Regions from separate parts of the Homo sapiens genome. Here region 1 is linked to region 2. Evidence: read pairs that join two places in POLR2A ChIA-PET (ENCODE). Cell type or tissue: HepG2. All regions are shown on one strand. Links, peaks and the distances in the headings refer to the core of each region. The heading gives the core; the rest is flanking DNA.

Evidence for each region. ChIA-PET counts read pairs that join two places held together with the same protein. Peaks named below come from ENCODE experiments on the same cell type or tissue, not always from the same donor. Only the 100,000 strongest peaks of a DNase experiment are listed, where the experiment ranks them.
Region 1: POLR2A ChIA-PET joins it to region 2 with 5 read pairs; 1 of 35 experiments calls an interaction of 5 or more read pairs at or near these places.

Annotation. Positions count from the first base shown.
Region 1 is chr21:45,407,572-45,413,784 of GRCh38, reverse strand. The region is part of intron 2 of COL18A1 (collagen type XVIII alpha 1 chain); the gene reads right to left. COL18A1-AS2 (COL18A1 antisense RNA 2) reads left to right here and starts at 3,720. Exons shown (of 4, transcript NR_052004.1): 1 at 3,720-3,837; 2 at 5,222-5,328; 3 at 5,686-5,777; 4 at 6,165-6,213. RefSeq lists enhancers at 1-598, 4,241-5,033, 5,034-5,825. In HepG2, for the core only: no CTCF peak of the experiment used is centred there; DNase peaks (open chromatin) are centred at 3,154 and 3,924; H3K4me3 peaks cover 2,401 bases.
Region 2 is chr21:45,521,878-45,528,693 of GRCh38, reverse strand. SLC19A1 (solute carrier family 19 member 1) reads left to right here. Exons shown (of 6, transcript NM_194255.4): 5 at 2,736-2,877. Among named protein-coding and RNA genes, the nearest start is that of SLC19A1, 17 kb to the left of the region's middle. RefSeq lists an enhancer at 1,185-1,479. In HepG2, for the core only: no CTCF peak of the experiment used is centred there; a DNase peak (open chromatin) is centred at 3,213.

The DNA.
Region 1 (6,213 bases), core at 830-4,829, 110 kb after region 2:
AGGCCCAGGCACAAGTGCTGGGCATGGCTGGCGGGGCCTTTGCTTCCCTCAGTGCCCAGGGACAAGGATGTGCAGGGCTGGCAGAGGGACCCCAAGGTTAGCGTGGACGGGATCCATGGACGCTTCCTTCTTTCTGGCTGGAAGGCTGAGATGATAACAGAAAGGAAGCGGATGTTCTCTGAACTCCTCCTCAGAGGCAGCACATGAGGCTAAACTTTACAAAGCACAGACGCCTCCCTCCGGGAACTGCCTCTTCACAAGAAAGCTCCTCGCTGGGGCAAAAGAGGCCCGGCTTTCTCAGAAGTCTCCTGACAGCCGAGGGGTCGTAGCGGGAGACTTTAGAAAATGTTTGCCGCCCAGTCACAAATCCAGCAAGTGGAGGAGACAGGTGTTCCCTGGGTCCCCGCGACAGGGGCGTTGAAGCCTGTCATGGTGCAGGCGCCCTGGCCTGCGGACACGTAGCGCGGCTGGAGGAGGTGGGAATGGCTGCCCTCTCTAATACACATCTTTCAGTTCAGCAGGCACAGCGCGGGGCTCAGTAAGAAGCAGCACAAAAGCTGTGTCTGCTCACGGGGACCCATTTTACTCACGTTGCAAACCAGTCCCTCCTACGGGGCTCTGCCCTAAGGGTGGGGATGGAGCCCTCTCTCCACTGTGGCGTCCCCCCTAGAGCCTCAGGACCGGCTGGCCTCAGAGGGCTGTCAGCAGGACACACCCCAGGAAGCCGATGTGTGATGTCCCATCCTTCCTGTATGGCCCCATGACGCTCCACCATCCCCAGGCACAGATTAGAGACCAAGACACGGAGAGGGTGAGCAGCCTGCCCGTGGCCACACACACTCAGGGTCACAGCCTGAGCTCTCAGCCATCACACTAGGCGGCATCCCACCCATGAGGGCAAAGAGGACCATAGATGACGGCCAGGCTTCCTGACAGTTTAGCCACTACTGTGAGAAGCATCTCTAATTCCATATCCACAAAGGCAGAGTCAAGACGCTAACAGCTGACAGGTGCCACGTGGCCTCCCCACAGGCACTGAGGCCTCAAGCACCTTCACTTGCAGGACCCTCACGGCCCCTCAGCAGACCTGCACCACAGATGAGCAAAGTGGCAGGGCCAGCTCCATTGTCTGTGTGCCTGGGCCGCAGGCCCCTGAGCTCTGCTGGCCACTCCAGGGTGCCATCTCTAAAGGGACCAGAAAAATGAGGAAAAACAACTCCACACATTAAGAAATATACCCCATGGCTGGGCACAGTGGCACACGCCTGGAATCCCAGCACTTTGGGAGGCCGAGGCAGGTGGACCACCTGAGGTCAGGAGTTTGAGACCAGCCTGGCCAACATGGCAAAACCCCGTCTCTACTTTAAAAAAAAAAAAAAAATTAGCCAGGCGTGGTGGCCCACACCTGTAGTCCCAGCTACTCAGGAGGCTGAGGCAGGAGAATCGCTTGAGCCCGGAAGATGGAGGTTGCAGGGCGCCAAGATCACGCCACTGCACTCCAGCCTGGGCAACAGAGCCAGACTCCATCTCGAAAAAAAAAAAAAAAAGAAATATACCCCCAGTTAAAGAAATATCATACCCCCAGTTAAAGGCTGACCATAAACAATAAAAGTACGCAAAATAGGACATCCAGAGCTGAAAGCATCAACAGACAAAAAGCTACGGGGAAAGAGAATGCACCTGCAGGGCAGTGGGCACGAGCCACAAACCCGGCATTCCCAGAGAAGCACGACGGCCCCTTAGTGCGTGAAAAAGTTCACCCACACGGTGAACGCCACGTTCCCAGAGAAACACGACGGCCCCTTAGTGGATGAAAATGTTTGCCCGCATGGCAATGGGGACTCACAAAACAGAACTCTGAGATGATATTTTCCATCAACCAAATTAGCAAGGTTTTTAAAAGACAGGATCCAGCCTGGCCGTTTGGGCCGCAGAGCTGTGTGTAAATGAACGTCGCCCATCAGAAGCGAGGCCCTCCCCTCTCCTGCAGGTCCCTGACCACAGCCTGCCCCCCCCCCACCCCCCGCCATCAGCCCTGACTCTGGCTGGGGTGACACCCAAGATAAGAGCTGTGAGAAGACGAAGCCCTCGCCTGTGTCAGCGATAAGGGTGCACTGTTCCCTATGACTGCTCACTCACAGCGCCGGGCCCTCCAGAGCCTGTGTCAGCGATAAGGGCACGCTGTTCCCTGTGACTGCTCGTTCACAGCGCCGGGCCCTCCAGACTGTGGGCGTCTGAGGCTTACTCCGGGCCCTTCAGACTGTGGGTGTCCGAGGCTCATTGTGGTGTTTCCTTCTCTTCTCGGGCAGGCACGGCCTCTCGCACACAGAAGGTGCTCAAAAATGCACACAGGAAAAAGGAATCAAAGGCCGGGTGGACCAAGAACAGTGGCTGGGCTATCCCCAAGCAGCTGGCGGGGGCCTCGCCACCCATCAGCCCACAGCCCTGGGCTCTGAGGTTCTCCACTAATGCCAGCCCCCAATCCTGCTGGCCTCTTTAGCCCCAGCATGGAAGAGGTCACAGACACTGGCTCCATGGGGTCACCTGGCATCGGGGAAGGCAGAGCCACTGCAGACGATGTCCTGCCCCTGGATAACACCCTGCACTGGCAGCTGCAGGGCTGGGACTTCGCCACAGGCCCACGGAGTTCCTGGGACACTACCCCTGTCTCTCCCATGCCCCTCCCTGCCACAGGGAGAGGCCAGATGTCCCGCCCAGCTGCAGCGTCCACCTGAATTGAGTGATTCCTCCCAAAACAAAGTCTCCTGTTGTCTAAGTTGAAACATGGAAGGAAGGTCTCTCTCGGTTCCTGAGGCCATAGGGTGTGTGGACTCGGGCCTGCCCAGGTGTGTCCAGACGAGGCCTCCAGAGCAGCCGAATCAGAGGCTCTTCCTGAGCCCTCATGCTCCAGGACCGGAGATGCCAGACGGCGTGAAGCCGCCACCAAGATGGGCTGCCGGCCCAGGAGCTATGTCCAGCCTGGCTTTCCCATCAGCTCACGTCACCCCAAAACAGACAGTGCCTCTCCTGCCCCCAGGAGCAGCTGTGCTGGCAGGTTCTCTGCAGACAGAGGAGTCCGAGCTGCTGAAACTTGACCCTGTCTCACAATCTCTAAGCACAGATTCCAGAGAGGCCTAACTGCGGCAAATGTTGAAGCTGCTCAACGGAACGGTGGGGAAATACAAAAGCATGGACTTCAGACCAAAAATAAATGAGCAAACGAACAAACGGCTGCGGGGGTGGGTGCGAGTTCCGCCACCGTAACCAATCACGCTCCCTCCTCCTGCCGTTCCCACTGGCCTTCCTCCCTGTGGCTCTGGCCCAGTGTCTGTCTGCAGGGGTCCCCGCAGGGTCAGCCCTTGACCCCCCACCAGTGCCCGGCCCCAGCACCAGCGTGTGCCCACTCGCAAGCCTGCTGGCCTTCTGGAAGCCGGCGTGGTGAGAGCCAAACCGCCACCCAGCCTGGTGCTGGTGCCTGCCCTGCCCATCACAAGGCTCCTGTGGGAACGAGGGGCCCACAGGGGATCAGCCCCGAGGTGGCGAGGTGACCCCATCTGCCACCATGAAATGCCAGAAAGTGCCAGAAAGATGCAGGGGCTTGAGAATAATTCCCCTTTCCACGGCTCCTGTGGAAGAAGCCAGAAAGGCCGTGCCGGGGCCTGCCCGCGCCGGAGGAGCTGCGGGGGGAAGGCGTGCTCCTGCAGGCACGGGGCACAGACACTTCCCCTGCAGCCTCCACATTTCATCTGACTCAGCGCATCCGTGATCAAAAGCTCCTCCTGACAGCCCTTCTGCAGAGGCCCAAACTCGCCATCTAAAACGTTACCGCCAGGGCCGGTAAGCACCGCTCCCTCACTCTCTGTGGCCCCGGGCAGCGCCAGGGGACAACACAGATCAGCTCCCTGCCTGGGCTGGCTGTCTCCTCACGTGACACGGGATCTGGCACAAAGATCCAGTGTGTGGTATGTGGCTTTTACACAATTGCCAGCGGCCGCTCACAGAACCCCTAGAGGAAGCAGCCACTCCCGCCCCGGGGTTAAGGAGGGGAAACTGAGGCAGCAAGGCTGGTGACAGCCACTGGCCGTGGAGCAGGGTCTGCGCTCAGGCACCAGATGGCAGGGCTTCACTTGCCTGGCACTCCGCTGCCTTGGACAGGTCCTGGCCTATGACCGCCTGGTGCAGGGCTCTGGCCTGTGACCGCCCAGTGCTGGCCCTGGCAAGGCTCCCAGCAGGCGGGTCTCAGCTGCCCAGTCATTCTGGGCAGGTGCCTGGGCCTTGAAAAGGGCCTTAGACCCCAAACTCCCAGGCCTGGGAGGCCTTGGATAAGAGGAGCACCCAAGCCCAGAGGCCACAGAACACCCCACAGTGCCCCAAACTGCTTTCAGGATCTTCATGGGCCACAGTATTTCAAAATGTACCAAATATCATCATCGTATAAGGGCGCCCAACATGCATTTTAGTTTCCCAGGATTCTGCCCCTGCCCTGCACAGCACCATACGAGGGAATATCTGTCTCAGACCCTGCGCCGTCTGCCACTGGCCAGCCGCTGAAATCTCGCTGTGGGGTTGGGCCTGGCCAGGCCTGTCGTCTTGTTCTCTGACAGGCACCCGCTAACAGACAGCCTGGAGGGTGGCAGCTCTGACTGGCCCTGGCAGGCACTGGGGTGGCCCCTTCTCTGCATGGTCCAGTGCCCCATGCCGGGGGTGGGGTGAGGGCCATGGCCAGCCCCTCCAGACACAGCCACAGCCAGCTTTGTCCCTGCCAGCCTCTGCACCTGACCCCTGAGCACTGGTGGGGAGCCAGTGCCGGCACAAAGGCCCAGTTGGCTGGCACACCCTCCTCTGCAGGCCTGGGGCTGAGAGAGGAAGAGACTTGCTGGAGGTTTCAGGTGTTGCCCCACTCCATCCCCCACAGCTGTGAGGTTCTTTGGATCCCTAGGCTTCACCTGGAGAGTTCCAGGGTGGCCTCGGGTCTCCAACATACGCTCCACAGCCAGACCCAGCCGGGTCTCCTTCCTGAGCAGAAGCAGGCACCCCTCCCCCAACACAGTGAGCGGGGGTGGGAGGGTGTTGTGGGGGCCCCTCTCTCCGAGCTGCCTGCATACTCCCTGCCCCCACACAATCAGCGGGGGCTGGGGAGGGTGTTGTGGGGGCCCCTCTCTCTGGGCTGCCTGCAGGCTGCAGCTTCTACCCCAGCCCAGCCCCTACTGTCTGTTCCCAGCAATCAGGAGCTGCTCCCAGGGCGGTGGTGCTGTTGATCATACCACAGGATCCCCTGGCACTCCCGGGGCCCAAAGAACCCAGCCCCCAGCCTTTTCAACAATCCAGGTGAAGACAGAACAAGGCACTCTGAGGGAGGAAGACTTTGTGTGGATGCAGCATGACTGTGAGAATCACACGCCTGCGGGGGGCATGTGTGTGCACACACATGTGCACTTTTGTGTGTGTGTGCATGTACACAGTTGTGCCCCTGCACTTCGCGTGACTGGGAATGTGCACCTGTGTGCACAATTGTGCATGCCCGTGTATGCATGTGCCTTGCACTTTTAAATGGAGCAGCAGCAGGTGAAGTGGGGCTCTCCTGGACTGGCCCCCAGTGTCTGGCGCCTGCACTCTGGAGCAGGGCAGTTCACTCCTTCTAGGTTTTCCTACAGAGGACTTCCCCTGCTCTGCTTTCATTTACAGGAAAACAGGAGTGCCCTGAAAAACAAGTTTTGCTGAAATTCAAAACTATCTTCCAAAGTCCTTGCATCTGAATCCTGAAGACTCCCCAGTGGGTGAGCCCAGAAACAAGACCACCTTCTACGCGGGAGGGTCTCTCGTTACCTAGGCGCCGTGTGCCCTGGGGTGAGCCACACCCACGGAACCCAGGTCACTGAAGCCCAATCCCTGCAGGGCTTCAGAGGGAGTGGGAAGTGAGGCGCAGGGACCCTGCCTTGTACCCACATCACTGGGCTCTGTGCTGACCACCAGACAGGAGGAGGTCCTAGTGGTGAGCAGGGGCAGGACATGCATCTTCTGGGGGCTGCAGGGAGGCAGGGGTAGAGCTTGATGCCATGGTGGAGTGTAGGAGAGGCTCAGAGACAAGGAGACTCATGAGACCAGGCTCCTGGCGTGGCCATGGGCATCAGCAACTGCCCCGGTGACACAGTCCTCTTCCTCAGCTCCACTCTGACTCTGAAGCACTGACTACAAGCACCTCTTGGGGGTCAC
Region 2 (6,816 bases), core at 1,342-5,341:
CCTTCTACCTACATTTTTGTTTCCAAATTCTAATAATGACCCTCAGGTGGATTCCTGGAAGGGGAATGGCCAGGTTGGAGAGTATGTGCTTTTGAAAGCAGGTTTCTGTCAATATTGCAGGTACCCTGCAGGCCGGCATGCGGGCTTCCTCCCCGTCAGGATGGTGGAGTGGCCTCCCCACCCTCCCTGAGCCCCTGACGGGCCGGCTGGGCTCCCAGCCTTTCCTTAACCAGAGTGAGGCCGGCCGGCCTGCTGTGGACTGAGTGGCCCCTGTGTGTCTCCTGACTCTGTTGGGACTCGCTTTCCTCCCTGCTGATCTGGGGAGCATTCATCTGTATCATGTATTTTCAATCACCTGTGCCCCCATCACGCCCCACACTCGTCTGCCTTTAATTCAACTCACAGTGTTTCTGAGTGTCCTTGGAAGCACCCTGGGGGCTGGCCTGGGCTCTGCCCTGCCCAGCGCTGGCATCCAGAAGCTCGTGTTTGTGCTCAGTTCTCCCTGTTGTTCGTCTGCCCTTCATCCCACTGACCTGCTCACCGGGACCTCTGTGTGCTTCTCTCGTCCTCCCTGCTGCCGGCCTGCCTGCCTGCCCCCGAGCCTCCACTGTCCCCACTGTCCCCCCGTCTCCAGTGCCCAGCAGCACAGACACCTCTGCCCTTCTCCAAAGGGTTCCTGGGCATTTTTGTTTATTTTTTCTTCAGGTGAACTTTAGGACATTTTTTGTCCAGTTCTTTTTTTTTTTTTTTTTTAAGCACTTTGCAGATTTTAATTGGAACTGCATCGGAAGACTAGTTTCTTTGCAGAGCACCAGAAGCCTGGCGTGTCACCTCTCCATGTCAGGAATGTGGTGCCTTCATTCCTGGACATGTTCATGCCACCGCTCACCTCCAGGGCCCGCCCTGCCTGGCTGCCACTCACCTCCAGGGCCCACCCTGCCCTGCTGCCACTCACCTCCAGGGCCCGCAGTAACTGACTGCCACTCACCTCCAGGGCCCGCCCTGCCTGGCTGCCACTCACCTCCAGGGCCCGCAGTAACTGACTGCCACTCACCTCCAGGGCCCGCCCTGCCTGGCTGCCACTCACCTCCAGGGCCCACCCTGCCCTGCTGCCACTCACCTCCAGGGCCTGCAGTAACTGGCTGCCACTCACCTCCAGGGCCCGCCCTGCCCGGCTGCCACTCACCTCCAGGGCCCGCAGTAACTGACTGCCACTCACCTCCAGGGCCCGCCCTGCCTGGCTGCCACTCACCTCCAGGGCCCACCCTGCCCGCTGCCACTCACCTCCAGGGCCCGTCCTAACCTGCTGCCACTCACCTCCAGGGCCTGCCCTGCCTGGCTGCCTCTCACCTCCTGGGCCCACCCTGCCCGCTGCCACTCACCTCCAGGGCCTGCCCGGGCATACCCAGCTGCTATTCACCTCCAGGGCCTGCCCCGCCTCCAGGCCCCCCTCCCCCCCAATTGCCACTCACCTCCAGGGCCCTCCCGGGCATACCCAGCTGCTACTCACCTCCAGGGCCCGCTCTGCCCAGCTGCCACTCAACTCCAGGGCCTGCCCTGCCTGGCTGCTGCTCATTCACCGACTCTGTGGTTTCACTGCTCTTCTAATTTATCAAACATTTAACCGTGAAAGACTTTCATTCTAGACTTTTCTGTCTGTGCCCAGAGGTTCTCTTGATGATGATTTTCTGAATGTTTTGAGACGCCCGTGACCTGGTCTGTCCCAGAGCTCATGGGAGCCCTTCCAGGTATCTTCTCGAGTTTGTGTTTTGTGACACCCATTGTATAGGTTCAGCATCCCTAATCAAAACAGCCAGAATTCAGCTGGGCGCAGTGGCTCACACCTGTGATCCCAGCACTTTGGGAGGCTGAGGTGGGTGGATCACCTGAGGCCAGGAGCTCGAGACCAGCCTGGCCAACATGGTGAAACTCTGTCTCTACTAAAAATACAAAAATTAGCTGGGCATGATGGCGCGTGCCTGTAATCCCAGCTACTCGAAAGGCTGAGACAGGAGAATTGCTTGAACCCAGGAGGCAGAGGTTGCAGTGAGCTGAGATTGTGCCATTGCACGCCTGGGCAACAGAGCGAGACTCCATCTAAAAAAAAATAACAAAAAATCCAGAATTTGAAATACTCCAAAATCTGACAGTTTTTGAGCACCGGAAAGACAACCCGGTGGAAAATCCTGTACCTGACCTTGTTTGACGAGTCTCAGAACACGGTCAAAAGTTTCTTCATGCACAAAATTACTCCAGAACTCAGGGTGAGGCCCTGGGCAGTAGCAGGCAACCCCTTTGGCTTGCAAATGTTTGTCAGGTATTATATAAAATCACCTTCTGGCTGTGTGTGTACAGTGCATATGAGCATAAATGCATTTCGTGTTTAGACTTGGGTTCCATCCTCAAGACATCTCATTATGGACATGTGAATATTCCCAAATCCAAAACTACTGGCCCCAGGCATTTTGGATAAGGGACCCTCACTCTGTACTGAGCCAGGGGGACACGGCAGCTCCCAGAATGGCCCCTCGAGGGTGGCCTGGGTGCTGGCTCCTGCCTGGCAGGGGCGGGCATGTGTGGGAGAGATGGGGGCCTGGTGGGGGGCTTGTGCGTGCCCTGGGACCCCGTGGCTGCCGGGCGGGTCATGGGCTGGTGGGAGCCGGGCTGCAGGCTTTTCCCTGTGGCTGCTGCTTATTCTCCCAGCAGCGCCTGATCTGCCCGCTCTTCCCGTTCAGCTTTCAGATTGCATCTTCTCTGTCTAAAGAGCTCTGTGCCCTGGTCTTCGGGGTCAACACGTTCTTTGCCACCATCGTCAAGACCATCATCACTTTCATTGTCTCGGACGTGCGGGGCCTGGGCCTCCCGGTCCGCAAGCAGGTGAGCCCATTTCAGGCCTGCGTCCTCGGGGATGGAAGCTACTTGTGGGGACATTGTTGAGGCCTCCTGGTGCCCGCCTGATGTGGAGCCCACTGTGGGCTGGGGGCACAGGGTGCGGGCCTGGGGCTTCCAGTGGGACACACCAGGCCAGCGAGAGCAGGAAGTGAGAGAGACCCTAGCGGGGCTCAGTTGTTGTGGGCGGGAGCCTCCGTCAGGCCCTGGGCCTCAGTGGGAGCAGCTGAGCCTCTGCTCGCCACGGCGGAGCTGTCCTTGTCTCCGCTCTCTGCCTGTGGCTGCCGGAACTTGGTGTCCTTGAGCCCTGGCTGGAGGCCACGTGACCTTTGTCCTCTTCAGGAAGGAGAGCTGAGCAGAGCCACTCAGCAGTGTCAGTGCGCAGGCCTCTGCGGGTGCCCTCCCCTTTCCCACCTCTCGCGGGCCTCTGCTGCTTCTGAGAAGAGCTGGAAAACACACATTTAACTCCTGAGGGTCCCAGCCAAGGCCGGGTCTCCGAGTGAGCTGGAATCAGCCATGGTGGGCGTGGTGTGAGAGGTCCTTCCAGGCTCCTCAGGACTGCCCCAGCCTGCAGCTAGACAGATGCCCTTGGCGGGTGGGACAAGGGCTTTGTCCACCTGGGGCCCAGGTCTCACTGGGCAGGAGGACTGTCAGGGTTAGTCCTGATCCTCTGAGGGTGCGGAGTCTGTTCAGCTTCAGTGACTCCAGAGCTCAGGGTAAGGCCCGGGCAATAGCAGGCATCCCCTTCGGCTCACAAATGCCTGTTAGGTGAGGATGGCTGTTGCTCACTCATCGAAATGCATTCTTCAGCCCAAGAGTGTCATTAGGGCCTGTCCACGCTGGCAGGCCACGTGGCCCTGTGCCACAGAGCCCTCTGGGTACAACACCCCCGACCCAGGTGTGAACACTCAGGGCGGGTGAGTCTCCAAGGCCCAGGGGTGAACGCTTAGGGTGGGTGAGCCTCCGAGGCCCAGGTGTGAACACTCAGGGCAGGTGAGCCTCCAAGGCCCAGGCGTGAACACTCAGGGTGATGAGCCTCCAAGGCCCAGGGGTGAACGCTTAGGGCAGGTGAGTCTCCGAGGCCCAGGGGTGAACACTCAGGGCGGGTGAGCCTCCGAAGCCCAGGGGTGAACGTTCAGGGCAGGTGAGTCTCCGAGGCCCGGGGGTGAACGCTCAGGACAGGTGAGCCTCCAAGGCCCAGGGGTGAACGCTCAGGGTGGGTGAGCCTCTGAGGCCCAGGTGTGAACACTCAGGGCGGGTGAGCCTCCGAGGCCCAGGTGTGAACACTCAGGGCAGGTGAGCCTCCAAGGCCCAGGCGTGAACACTCAGGGTGATGAGCCTCCAAGGCCCAGGGGTGAACGCTTAGGGCAGGTGAGTCTCCGAGGCCCAGGGGTGAACACTCAGGGCGGGTGAGCCTCCGAAGCCCAGGGGTGAACGTTCAGGGCAGGTGAGTCTCCGAGGCCCGGGGGTGAACGCTCAGGACAGGTGAGCCTCCAAGGCCCAGGGGTGAACGCTCAGGGTGGGTGAGCCTCTGAGGCCCAGGTGTGAACACTCAGGGCGGGTGAGCCTCCGAGGCCCAGGTGTGAACACTCAGGGCAGGTGAGCCTCCAAGGCCCAGGCGTGAACACTCAGGGTGATGAGCCTCCAAGGCCCAGGGGTGAACGCTTAGGGCAGGTGAGTCTCCGAGGCCCAGGGGTGAACGCTCAGGGCGGGTGAGCCTCCGAAGCCCAGGGGTGAACGCTCAGGACAGGTGAGTCTCCAAGGCCCACGGGTGAATGTGTCCAGGCCCGGCCTGGGTGGACACAGCCTCCTGGTGGCCGGGCTGGTCTCAGGTCTGCAGAAAGGGGGCCCAGAAGGCTTCTGTTGAATGCATGGCCCCAGGGCGGGGTGCTGGCAGCAGTCCAGCTGGCTTTGGAGGGGCTCCAGCACCCGGGAGGAGGTCCTCCCCATTCTTGGAGCCCCGAGTTACCTCTGTCCCCAGACAGCAGTGGCTGCCAGCATGTATGGGCAGGGAGTGCCCGTCCCAGGGAGACCCTCAGGGCCCTGTGTGGCCCCAGCCAGGCTGGAACTGGCTTCTGACCTGCCTCTGGGTGCTGACTGCCCCTGACTACCGTTGCCGCCCCACCTCCATCCCTCTGTGACTGCCTCTTGTTCAGCCCTTGGCAGCTGGAGGGGCAGATGCCTGAGGGCTCTTTAGGGACTCTGTGCGTGTGCTCCCCTGTAGCTGCCCTGTGGAGGGGACCCCTCACGGTGGGCTTCTAAGGGCCCATGGGGGCTTGGTGCAGGGGGTGGAGCAGTTCTTCCCCAGAGAGCTGGTCACGAGGAAGCCCTTTCCCTTCCTTAGCTGGTCCTGGTCCTGGTGTGGCCGTGGAGGCTGTGGGGGAGACAGCTCTGGGGAGGTGGAGGCAGGTTCTGGCCTGTGGTTCCTGGCTGCCTCTTGTCACATAGAAAAAAAACACATGGACTTTTCTCTGGCTGGTTTGATTTCTAGGTTAAAAAGTTAACTAGTGGGGCATTTTGCTCATGGCTGGACATCCTGTTGGGTCTAGAGGAGGTGGTGCGGGCTCATCTTGCCCCCGTGCCTGTTACTGGGTGCCGAGTGTCCACTCTCTTTCCTCCAGCATGGGGAGAACAGCTGGGCCAGGAGTTCAGGCTTGGTCGGGGGTAGAGTCTGGAGACGGGAGGGAGCCGTGATGGAGCATGGGGGGACAGACAGGGCTAGAGCTTGCCTGGGTTTGCCTGCTTTTTAAATTAAGCTTTATATTTGGGTAATCTTATATTCACATGCTGTTTAATAAATAATACAGGGAGATCCATGTACCCCGTACCCAGTTTTCACAGTGGTCACGTCTTACAGTTCTGTAGCACATCACAACCAGCATGGCGACAGTCAGGATCCAGAACATTCTATCCCCACAGGGATCCCTCATGCTGCTCTTTATAGCCAAGGCCCACCCTACTCCCAGCCTCACGTCCTCTTTAACCCCTGGCAGCCACTACCCTCTTCTCCGCTTGTATGAGTTTGTCATTTCAGGAGTGTTGTATAAACACGGCTATGCATTGTGTATCGTTTAGGGATTGGCTCTTTTCACTCAACACTGTTCTCTGAACATTCATCCATGTTGTTACTGTGGCTGTGGCTGATTCCTTCTTGCTGCTGAGTGCTGTTCCAGGGTGTAGGTACAGCACACTTTATTTATTCACCGTTGAAAGACTTGTTTCCAGTGTGAGGTATTACCAATAAAGCTGCTATGGACATTCTTTTATAGGTTTTTGTGTGAATATAGGTTTTCCTTTCCCTGGGACAGACGCCCAGAAGTGCAAGTGCTGGGTCACCAGGTAGTTGCTTGTTTCTTTCCAGGAAAGAAGCAGGGAAGCAGCCCACTTTCCATAGCAGTCGTACCGTTTTATATCACCACCAGCAGACTTTGAGAGATCCAGTCACAGCGTCTTTGGTATGCCGTGTTGCCACTAGTTTTTATTTTGGCCGTTGTGATAGGTGTAGTGATATTTCATTGTGGTTTTAATTTGCATTTCCCTGGGGCATAATATTGTTTTAATTTGCATTTCCCTGGTGGATAATGATGTTGAACATCTTTTTATGTCCTTATTTTCCATTTGCAAAATCTTCACATCTTCTGCCCATTTTCTCATTGGATTGTTCATTTTTATACTCTTGAGTTTTAAGCATGGTTTGTGTATTCCAGATATTAGTCCTTTGTTGGATATATACAGTTTGCAATTTTTTTTTCAACTCTGTAGCTGGTTGTTTCATCTACTTAATGTGGTCTTTTACAGAACAAGTGTTTTTTAACTCCCATGAGCTCTGATTTAACAGTTTTTCCTTTTATGGAAACTCTTTGCCTAGCCCTAAATTCAGAAGATTTTCCTCAAATTTCTTTTTTAAAGTTTCGTGTTTTTACATTT